3 separate regions of the Homo sapiens genome follow, and regions 2 and 3 are each linked to region 1. A link is a contact called in ENCODE Hi-C or POLR2A ChIA-PET data. All regions are on one chromosome and are shown on one strand. Each heading gives the region's core, a stretch centred on a gene start or an enhancer-like site at or near the end of the contact. The rest is flanking DNA. Distances are from core to core; before and after follow the strand shown. Region 1 holds the start of BACC1 (BPTF associated chromatin complex component 1). Region 2 has its middle 14 kb from the start of CLEC10A. Region 3 has its middle 6.8 kb from the start of ASGR2.

What was found. A loop is a pair of places that touch in the nucleus more often than their neighbours do. ChIA-PET counts read pairs that join two places held with the same protein, here RNA polymerase II (POLR2A). Pooled maps may share reads with other maps.
Region 2: a pooled map shows a loop between it and region 1 (2.7-fold over the local background). The contact joins the enhancer-like site here to the promoter of BACC1 in region 1. A Hi-C loop is called at or near these places in 2 of 50 pooled maps. POLR2A ChIA-PET finds 5 or more read pairs at or near these places in 3 of 52 experiments (A673, AG04450 and activated CD4-positive, alpha-beta T cell).
Region 3: a loop to region 1 is called in a pooled map, with 3 times the contacts of the local background. The contact joins the enhancer-like site here to the promoter of BACC1 in region 1. A Hi-C loop is called at or near these places in 1 of 168 maps with a recorded cell type or tissue (naive thymus-derived CD4-positive, alpha-beta T cell), 4 of 37 single-sample maps with no recorded cell type and 9 of 50 pooled maps. POLR2A ChIA-PET finds 5 or more read pairs at or near these places in 9 of 52 experiments (B cell, GM12878, H1 and 5 more).

Annotation. Positions count from the first base shown.
Region 1 is chr17:7,013,442-7,016,200 of GRCh38, reverse strand. It overlaps BACC1 (BPTF associated chromatin complex component 1), which reads right to left and starts at 1,419. Exons shown (of 6, transcript NM_174893.4): 1 at 1,323-1,419; 2 at 1,045-1,139; 3 at 326-427. The coding sequence starts at 1,343. RNASEK (ribonuclease K) reads right to left here. Exons shown (of 3, transcript NM_001004333.5): 2 at 2,459-2,535; 3 at 1,669-2,056. The coding sequence ends at 1,915. It overlaps RNASEK-C17orf49 (RNASEK-C17orf49 readthrough), which reads right to left. Exons shown (of 8, transcript NR_037717.1): 2 at 2,459-2,535; 3 at 1,323-2,056; 4 at 1,045-1,139; 5 at 326-427. It overlaps MIR497HG (mir-497-195 cluster host gene), which reads left to right. Exons shown (of 3, transcript NR_038310.1): 3 at 187-383. RefSeq lists enhancers at 1-193, 606-1,106, 1,577-1,706, 1,457-1,957 and a silencer at 1,037-1,486.
Region 2 is chr17:7,092,703-7,095,402 of GRCh38, reverse strand. No RefSeq gene overlaps it. Among named protein-coding and RNA genes, the nearest start is that of CLEC10A, 14 kb to the right of the region's middle. RefSeq lists enhancers at 506-605, 696-795. Within about 2 kb of position 1,267, at least 3 of the 41 ENCODE cell types and tissues checked have a DNase peak (open chromatin) inside an H3K27ac peak, as active enhancers do.
Region 3 is chr17:7,120,225-7,122,941 of GRCh38, reverse strand. No RefSeq gene overlaps it. Among named protein-coding and RNA genes, the nearest start is that of ASGR2, 6.8 kb to the right of the region's middle. RefSeq lists a silencer at 1,001-1,100. Within about 2 kb of position 1,446, at least 4 of the 41 ENCODE cell types and tissues checked have a DNase peak (open chromatin) inside an H3K27ac peak, as active enhancers do; they include GM12878, where a contact is called at or near this core.

The DNA of each region.
Region 1 (2,759 bases), core at 170-2,669:
AGTTCAGGGTCACCATATCCCTGGAAACACTGCAGTGGGGTCCTCAAACATTTATATAAATAACCAGGGGACTTCCATCATCAAATACAATAACAGCATCTCAGGCAACCTAAATTCACATTCTTGGAAGGATTACCACAGCATTTTAGGAACTTCTGACCAACTGTGACAATTCTATTCTTTCAGTCCTCAAGGGGATTCTAAAAAACTAGTGACAAAGTAGGGAAGCAGCTGAGCTGGAAAGGAGTTCTGAGGACGATGGAACCTTGGGTAAGGAGGAAGAAGGCTGCCCACCCGCCCTTTTCTGGCAGCCACCCTCCCTCACACTGTCCGTTCCTTGATGACACAGCTGATGTGATTAAGATCGTCCCCAAATCGCTTCACAGCAGCCCTCAGCATCTCTATTTCCGTCTCCGTCCACTTCGCACTGTCAGAAGGGGAGAGGGGGGATAGCAAAAATGGGAGGGGGGGTGTGGAGCCCGCCCACAGGCTATGCATCCCACAGCCAACCAGCCGCCTCCTTCCGATTTCTGGGACCCCTTCCACGGATGCATAAAGAGGTCCTCCGTAAGGGGAGGCGGAAAGCTCTTGAGGCCCTGCGGGAACCGGGAGGACCCCAATCACAAGAAATCACAACCACCTCCACCTTAGACACCCCTTTCCACCATCAACGTTAAACGGCTGCTGTACACAGCACACTGAAACCAACTCGCCAGGAAGGGCTTTTCAAAACAGACCCACCAACACAGCCTGCAGCCGTCTGGGGGAATTCCATGAACTGGGGTGGTTGGGAGTGGCGGTGGTTTGTGGTCGACCCGTTCGCAGCAGGGAGAACTGTGAAACAGGAGTCTGGGCTATGGGCCTGTCTGTATTTTTATCTGTCATTCATTCCCTCACCCAACGATCATTTATTAACACCGACTCTGTGCTGTGCCACGCACAAAGGGAAACTAATGTCTGTCCCTGTGCTAGAGAGGGTCCGTGTCTGTGACCGAGTCCAAGCGCCCGCTCTCAGCGTCCACGTCCCAGTCCGGGCTCACGTACCCCGCAGGAGAAGAGTCGGCCACGGGATGCAGCTGCATCGTCAGCTCCCCGAGCTTCGTGAAGGCGGCGCCGGCCGCCGAGAAGATCTCTCCGACCTGGGGGCGGGGCAGCGTCACGGGGGGCCGGCGCCCGCCCTCCCCGTCCCGCCCGGAGCCCCTAGCCCCACCCCAGGCTCGGCTCCCGCCCGCCCCCCGCCCGGGGCGGAAGAGCCGCGAGCCAAGTGGGGGGCCCGCCCTCCCGTGGCCGCCAGGGAGCGCTGTCCGCGAGGGAGGTCGAACCTTTGTGGACGCTGACGTCATGGCCCCGCGCGCCTCCTCACGGAGACGCCGCCGCCGCCGCTACACGCGAGCCGGGACCACGGAGAGCAGGGAGACTGAGCGGCTCGGGCCCCCGCGCAGGAAGTCCCGCCCTCCCCGCAGCGGATAGGCTCAACCCGGCGGCTCCCCGCCCCATCAGACGCAGTCGCTTAGACCGCTCGGCGCGCCCAGTCGATGGGGAAAGCCTTCGCCTCACTTCCGCGCCACACTTCGCTCCACTTCCGCTCAGACATCGGGACTTTCCAGGCAGAGGCCGACCTCTAGTCTCAGCCCCGTGCTCGCCCCCACTCAAGCACAGACACAGGGCTGAAGAGAGCAGATTCTCTTTATTGAGATACGGGACACAGCGAAGGGTGGAGAAACGGAACAGCCCCCCAGCCTCAGCCCTCTCCACGGGGGCCGGATGCCAGAGATGGGAGAAGGGATTCAGTCTCTCGCCCGGGAAACCCAGTCCCGCAGAGGGCGCCGGCAAGGGTGGGACGCGACCTGGGTGACACGGTGCAGGGAGTCTTTAAATAGAGGAGGGGCTGGAGCGGGGAAACGCGCCGGGGCCCTAGCGCACCATGTATTCCTTGCGCTTATTGAGCCGAACTTGGCAGAAAGAGAAGCCTCCGAGGAGGAGGTAAAGGCCTGCAGCGATGAAACAGTTGTAGCTGACTTGCTCGTAAAGGTTGTATATGTTCTGGGGGCCATTCCTGGGGGTGGGAATGAAGCAAAGGGGTCAAACTTTAATAGGAGCCAACATTTTCTGAGCACTATGTGCCCGACACCTGTTTAGGCGCTGTTACGTGTATTACTTTATTCAATCTTCTTGACCATCCTATGGGGTGAGATCTGTCATAGCCATTTTGCAGAGGTGGACTGAGAAGCACAGAAAAGTAAAATACCTAAAGAGGTCACACCTAAGGTGGTGGGTTTGGGATGGCCGCTGAGGTCTGACTCCCTGGCTCCTAACCACATTCTCAAGAAAGCCGCTCTCCTCTCCAAGTCCTCTAACCTAGGGGCCCTAAGCACCGGGCCTCCCAGACGTAATTCTGACCCTAGGCCTCGCCACCTCCCACCTGCTCCCAGCCCGCCTCCCCCACCCGAATACTTACTCAAAATCTTTCTCCGTGAAGGGAACGTCCTCAATCAACACAGCGGAATGGACATTGAAAAATATTCCGAGCATTATCTGGAAAAGGGGAATGGGTAGACTGTTGAATTCAGGCACCTGACCTCATGTTCACTTCGTAAACCCCTCCCATTTCCAATGTTGCTACAACACCCGAGCCTGAGATTAACCAAAACGAGGTGGTGGTTACTGGATTCGGACTCAGCCACCTGGAACAGGGCGTGAGGTGGTGACATTGAGACAAGTGGTCGAGGCAAGGGTGGGAATAGTGACCAAGCCATCTC
Region 2 (2,700 bases), core at 18-2,517, 79 kb before region 1:
GTCTCGAACTCCTGACCTCAAGTGATCCACCTGCCTCGGCCTCCCAAAGTGCTGGGATTACAGGCGTGAGCCACCGCGCCCGGCCTCAAGGGAATTCTTAGATGTGTAGCAAGGGATTCAACACTTTTTCCCTCCACAGGAAGGGGAATGCTTCTTTAAACCTCTATCAGTGAGATAATAGAGTTGCAAGGGAACTGTTTGTAGAGACAGTGGTTGTCTGCCAGGGGATAACACGAGCATCTCCCTGCCAGGCCTGATGGTAGCCTTATAAGATGCAGACACCACTGGGACCACTGTGGAATGCTACGTGAGAGGGGCAAGAAGAGTTTTAGTGGAGGCTATGGCTGTGTCCTCAGGAGTTTTGTGGCAGTTGTGAAGAAACAGACTCATCTCTGCTTCTTGACAGGAGAAGTCTGAAGACAAACATCTGGGCTGGAGTTGCCCCGTCCACCAGTCAATCAGGCTGCACTTGGTAGTCTGGCAGCATAATGTCAGAGAACCCGTGAGCCGAGGCGACTCTATAGATGTCAGGCTTGAGCCAGCTAGGAAGGACCCTGCCCAAGAGGACTGCATGGCAGAGCGAGGCTGTAAGAGGCGGTGGGTGTACAGTTTTCATCTGGGCAGGAACTGGTGGTGAACGGCTGGGTCACAAAAGATCCTGCGGGGGTCTCTGGACACCCCCAATAGACCTCATGAAAGCCAGTGTCGGATGCTTGCTGTGAAGACCTCCTCGACTGCCACACTAGCACAGATGGCAGCGCTGGTTTCCTTGCATTCTTCTCTCCCTTGACCCAGCCCTTGAGGAGTACTGAGAAGAGGAAAAGAAACAGAAAGGAGGAACAGAACCTCCCAGGACTCCAGTCCTGGCTTCTCTCAGTCAGTCCCCGAGATGATTCTTATGAAAGTGATTCACTAGAAAGTGCTCTTAGGAGAAGTGGACAGGAGAATGGGGAATCAGGAAGAGGAAGGGAAGGAAGGCAAGCGTGCATGCAATTGAAGCTCGCTGTGAGAGCTTGGTTCTTGGGAAAGGAATTCATCAGGAAGTGCTCGAAGGCAAGCCTTGCATTGTTGGTGGTGGTGTAACTATCTCAATCCCACTGGGGAGCATTGGAAACAGTGTAGGTCACATCTCAGAGTTGCCCCCATTAGGAACAGGGGAGCTGGAGTACTCACACCTCAGAACGCAACAGTCACGGGCTATCATCCATTCTGTGACTTCCTGCCTTCTGTAGCGGCGTGAAGGCAGTCCTCCGACAGACAGACAGTGGTGCTGAGTGTTAAGAAAAAAATCGGCCGGCGTGGTGACTCACGCCTGTAATCCCAGCACTTTGGGAGGCCGAGGCAGGCGGATCATGAGGTCGGGAGATTGAGACCATCCTGGCTAACATGGTGAAAACCCGTCTCTACTAAAAATACAGAAAATTAGCAGGGTGTGGTGGTGTGTTTCTGTAGTCCCAGCTACTCGGGAGGCTGAGGCAGAATTGCCTGAACCTGGGAGGCGGAGGTTGCAGAGCCGAGATCGCGCCACTGCACTCCAGCCTGGGCGACAGAGCGAGGCTCCATCTCAAAAAAAAAAAAAAAAAAAAAAAAGGTTTGCTTTAGTCTGGGCTGGACTTTTGAGACCTGAAATTAAAACTGTCTTTGACAGCTGAATGTATAGGAAGAAAAATCCAAAAAAAGTCTATTGAATAACAATGAATGACATATTAGTAGATGATGCCCTTTATCAGATTGGGGAACTTTCCTTCTATTCCTAGTGTACTAAGAGTATTTAAAAAAATCATAAATGGATATTGAATTTTGTCTAATGCCTTCTCTCCATGAGTGGATACAATTTTGTTGCTTTTCTTCTTAGACTGTTAATATGCTGGATTATATTAATTGACTTCCGAATATTGAACCAGTCTTTCAGGCCTGAGATAAGCACTACTTAGTTATAGTATATTATCCTTTCATGTATTGCTAGTTTCCAATTGCTAATATTTTGTTGAGACTTTTATGTCTATGTTCATGAGAGATATCGGTCTGTAGTTTTCTTTACTTGTATTACCTTTGTCTGCTTTCAGGAGCAGAGCAAATGCTAGCCTAAGAAAATGAGTTGGGAAGTGGTCCCTCTTCTATTTTCTGGAAGAGATTGCGTAGAATTGGTGTTACTTCATCTTTAAATGTGTGGTAGAATTCGCTAGTTAAGCCATCTGGGCTGGTGATTTCTGTTTTGGAAGGTTTTAAACTATGAATTCAATTTCTTTTTTTTTTTTTTTTTTTTTTTTTTTTTTTTTTTTACTTTGAGACAGTGCCTCTGTCGCCTAGGCTGGAGTCAATGGTGCAATGATGGCTCACTGCAGCCTCGGCCTCCTGCAGTGAGTGTACAGCTGGTGGGTGTACAGCTGAGTTCACCTTTCCACCTCAGCCTCCAGAGTAGCTGGGACCACAGGTGCAACCCACCACACCCGGCTCATTTTTGTATTGTTTCGTAGTGATGGAGTTTTGCCATGTTGCCCAGGCTGGTCTCAAACTCCTGAGCTCAAGTGATCCTCCCGCTTCGGCCTCCCAAAGTGCTGGGATTACAGGTGTGAGCCATCATGCCTGGCTAAAATCAATTTCTTTATAGTTCTAGAACGATTTATTTATTTATTTATTTATTTATTTATTTATTTATTTGAGACAGAGTCTTGCTCTGTCGCCCAGGCTGGAGTGCAG
Region 3 (2,717 bases), core at 197-2,696, 110 kb before region 1:
GGGAGGCTGAGGCAGGAGAATCGCTTGAACCTGGGAGGAGGAGGTTGCAGTCACCTGAGATCCTGCCACTGCATGCCAGCCTGGGCGACAGAGCGAGATTCCATCTTAAATAAATAAATAAAAATATAATACAGAGGCAGGAAAGTACAATTACTGGTCAGCTTTCCTCGAACTAGATCCCTCCCAATGCCAGGTGACCATTGGACAAAGTGGAGAGGGGATTTATTAATATTCTACTGCTTATTTCCCAAGATGAGGATTAGCTCTTAGCCACTGCTGTCTTCCAAATGCAGTTACATCAGCATCTTTAGTAAAAAAACGAAAATGAAACGTTCACATTACATGTCTATGTAAATGTTATGTCCTGCAGAACCTAGTACTCTATTGTCATAACATTTCTCTTCTTGCATAGTTTCTTTTGCTTTTACTGGAGATATGCCAGTTATTCTAATCTTGCAATGTTTTCCTTAGGGCAGTTTTCTATTTCTTAAAATAAAAACTCTCTAAAATAAGATTCTTCTTTCTCAGGAGGACTTCCTTTGTGGCGTTCTTAGCCACAGTCAGTGTCTTGAGTGTTAACTTAATTCGAATTATTTGCTAAGTGTTATTCTAGCAGACTTACAAATCCCAGTTATTCCATCATGCCCATAGGAGAAGAGGAAAGGGCCAGTGCCCCTCTTCTGATTTTTAAACCGGCCCTATAGTTCCACAGACAGTTTTGGATAAACATAGAACTTGACCCTTCTGCCGTTAAAGCTTGAAACTCATATATATATATATGTTTATTTTTTTATTTTTTGAGATGGAGTCTTGCTCTGTTGCCCAGTCTGCAGTAGGGTGGCGTGATCTTGGCTCACCACAACCTCTGCCTCCCAGGTTCAAGTGATTCTCCTGCCTCAGCCTCCCGAGTAGCTGGGATTACAGGCGCCCACCACCACGCTCGGCTAATCTTTGTATTTTTAGTAGAGACGGGGTTTCACCCTGTTGGTTAGGCTAGTCTTGAACTCCTGACCTCGTGATCCACCGGCCTTGGCCTCCCAAAGTGCTGGGATTACAGGTGTGGGCCACTGTGCCCGGACGAAACTTATATTTGTTTGATTTGAGTTCCTTCCTCAGGAAAGTACCTTCAGTCCTCTCAAAAACGTATAGTAGGTCAGGAGTTCAAGACCAGCCTGACCAACAAGGTAAAACCCTGTCTCTACTAAAAATACAAAATTACCCGGGCGTGGTGGCGGGTGCCTGTAATCCCAGCTACTCAGGAGGCTGAGGCAGGAGAATTGCTTGAACCCAGGAGGCAGAGGTTGTGGTGAGCTGAGATCGTGCCACTGCACTCCAGCCTGGGTGACAGAGTAAGACTCCGTCTCAGAAAAAAAAAAGAAATGTATGGAAGAACTGAAACTCACCAGATCACGCACCAAATGCCTCCTTGCACCTCCCTAGTTCCTGTTTTCTGACACATTGTTACATTTCTTCCCTGCTATATAACCCCTGGTTTTAGTCAGTCCAGGAGATGGATTTGAGACAGCTGCCATCTCTTTGGCTGCAGCACCTGATTTAAAGCCTTCTTCCTTGGCACTACTCATCATCTCAGTGATTGGCTTTCTGTGTGCAGCAAAGCCGCAGGACTTAGACTGAACTCCTGATGTTTCGCTAACAATTTCTTTTTTTTGAGACAGAGTCTGGCTCTTTTCTGCCAGGCTGGAGTGTAGTGGCGCGATCTCGGCTCACTGCAATCTCTGCCTCCCGGGTTCAAGTGATTCTCCTGCCTCAGCCTCCCGAGTAGCTGGGACTACAGACACCCGCTACCACGCCTGGCTAATTTTTGGTATTTCTAGTAGAGTCAGGGTTTCACCGTGTTAGCCAGGATGGTCTCGATCTCCTGACCTCGTGATCCGCCCACCTCTGCCTCCCAAAGTGTTGGGATTACAGGCGTGAGCCACCACGCCCGGCCGAAAGTCAGCAGGAATTATAAGTGCCCACCTAGGTTTCCACAGTACATGAGAGAACAAGATGGGGAGTTAGTAAACGTTCTCACTTTGACGGCTTATCATAGGAGAGTCTCTACTGCTTCCTTAAACTCATGTTCTTTTTTTTTTTTTTAAAGACCGAGTTTCGCTCTTGTTGCCCAAGCTGGAGTGCAATGGCGCAATCTTGGCTCACCGCAACCTCTGCCTCCCGGGTTCAAGCGATTCTCCTGGCTCAGCTTCCTGAGTAGCTGGGATTACAGGCACCCACCACCACACCCAGCTAATTTTGTATTTTTAGTAGAGACAGGATTTCTCCATGTTGGTCAGGCTGATCTTGAATTCCCCACCTCAGGTGATCTGCCCGCCTTGGCCTCCCAAAGTGCTGGGATTACAGGCGAGAGCCACCATGCCCAGACCTTAAACTCATGTTCTTTATGGTGACTTGCATTTCCAAGGCCAGGTTCTGGAATTTCACCAGTTTGCATTATAAGAAAAAAAGTCAGCCTGTAGGCAAAAAATACAGAAAAAGCTGAATAAGATTTTCTTTCCTAATAATGAAAAAGGCTTATACTGAGATGTTCTTCTACATGTGTTGTTTTTGGATAATTTCCTCACTTTCTGGGGTAATTCCTCACATGGGAGTAGGAGATAAATAGTCTGAGAACTGGAATATCTGACAGTTCTGTAGCCTCCCCTCTCGTGCCATGGATCATTTGAGTCTACAATTCTAGGTTGAAAAAAATTTTCCTT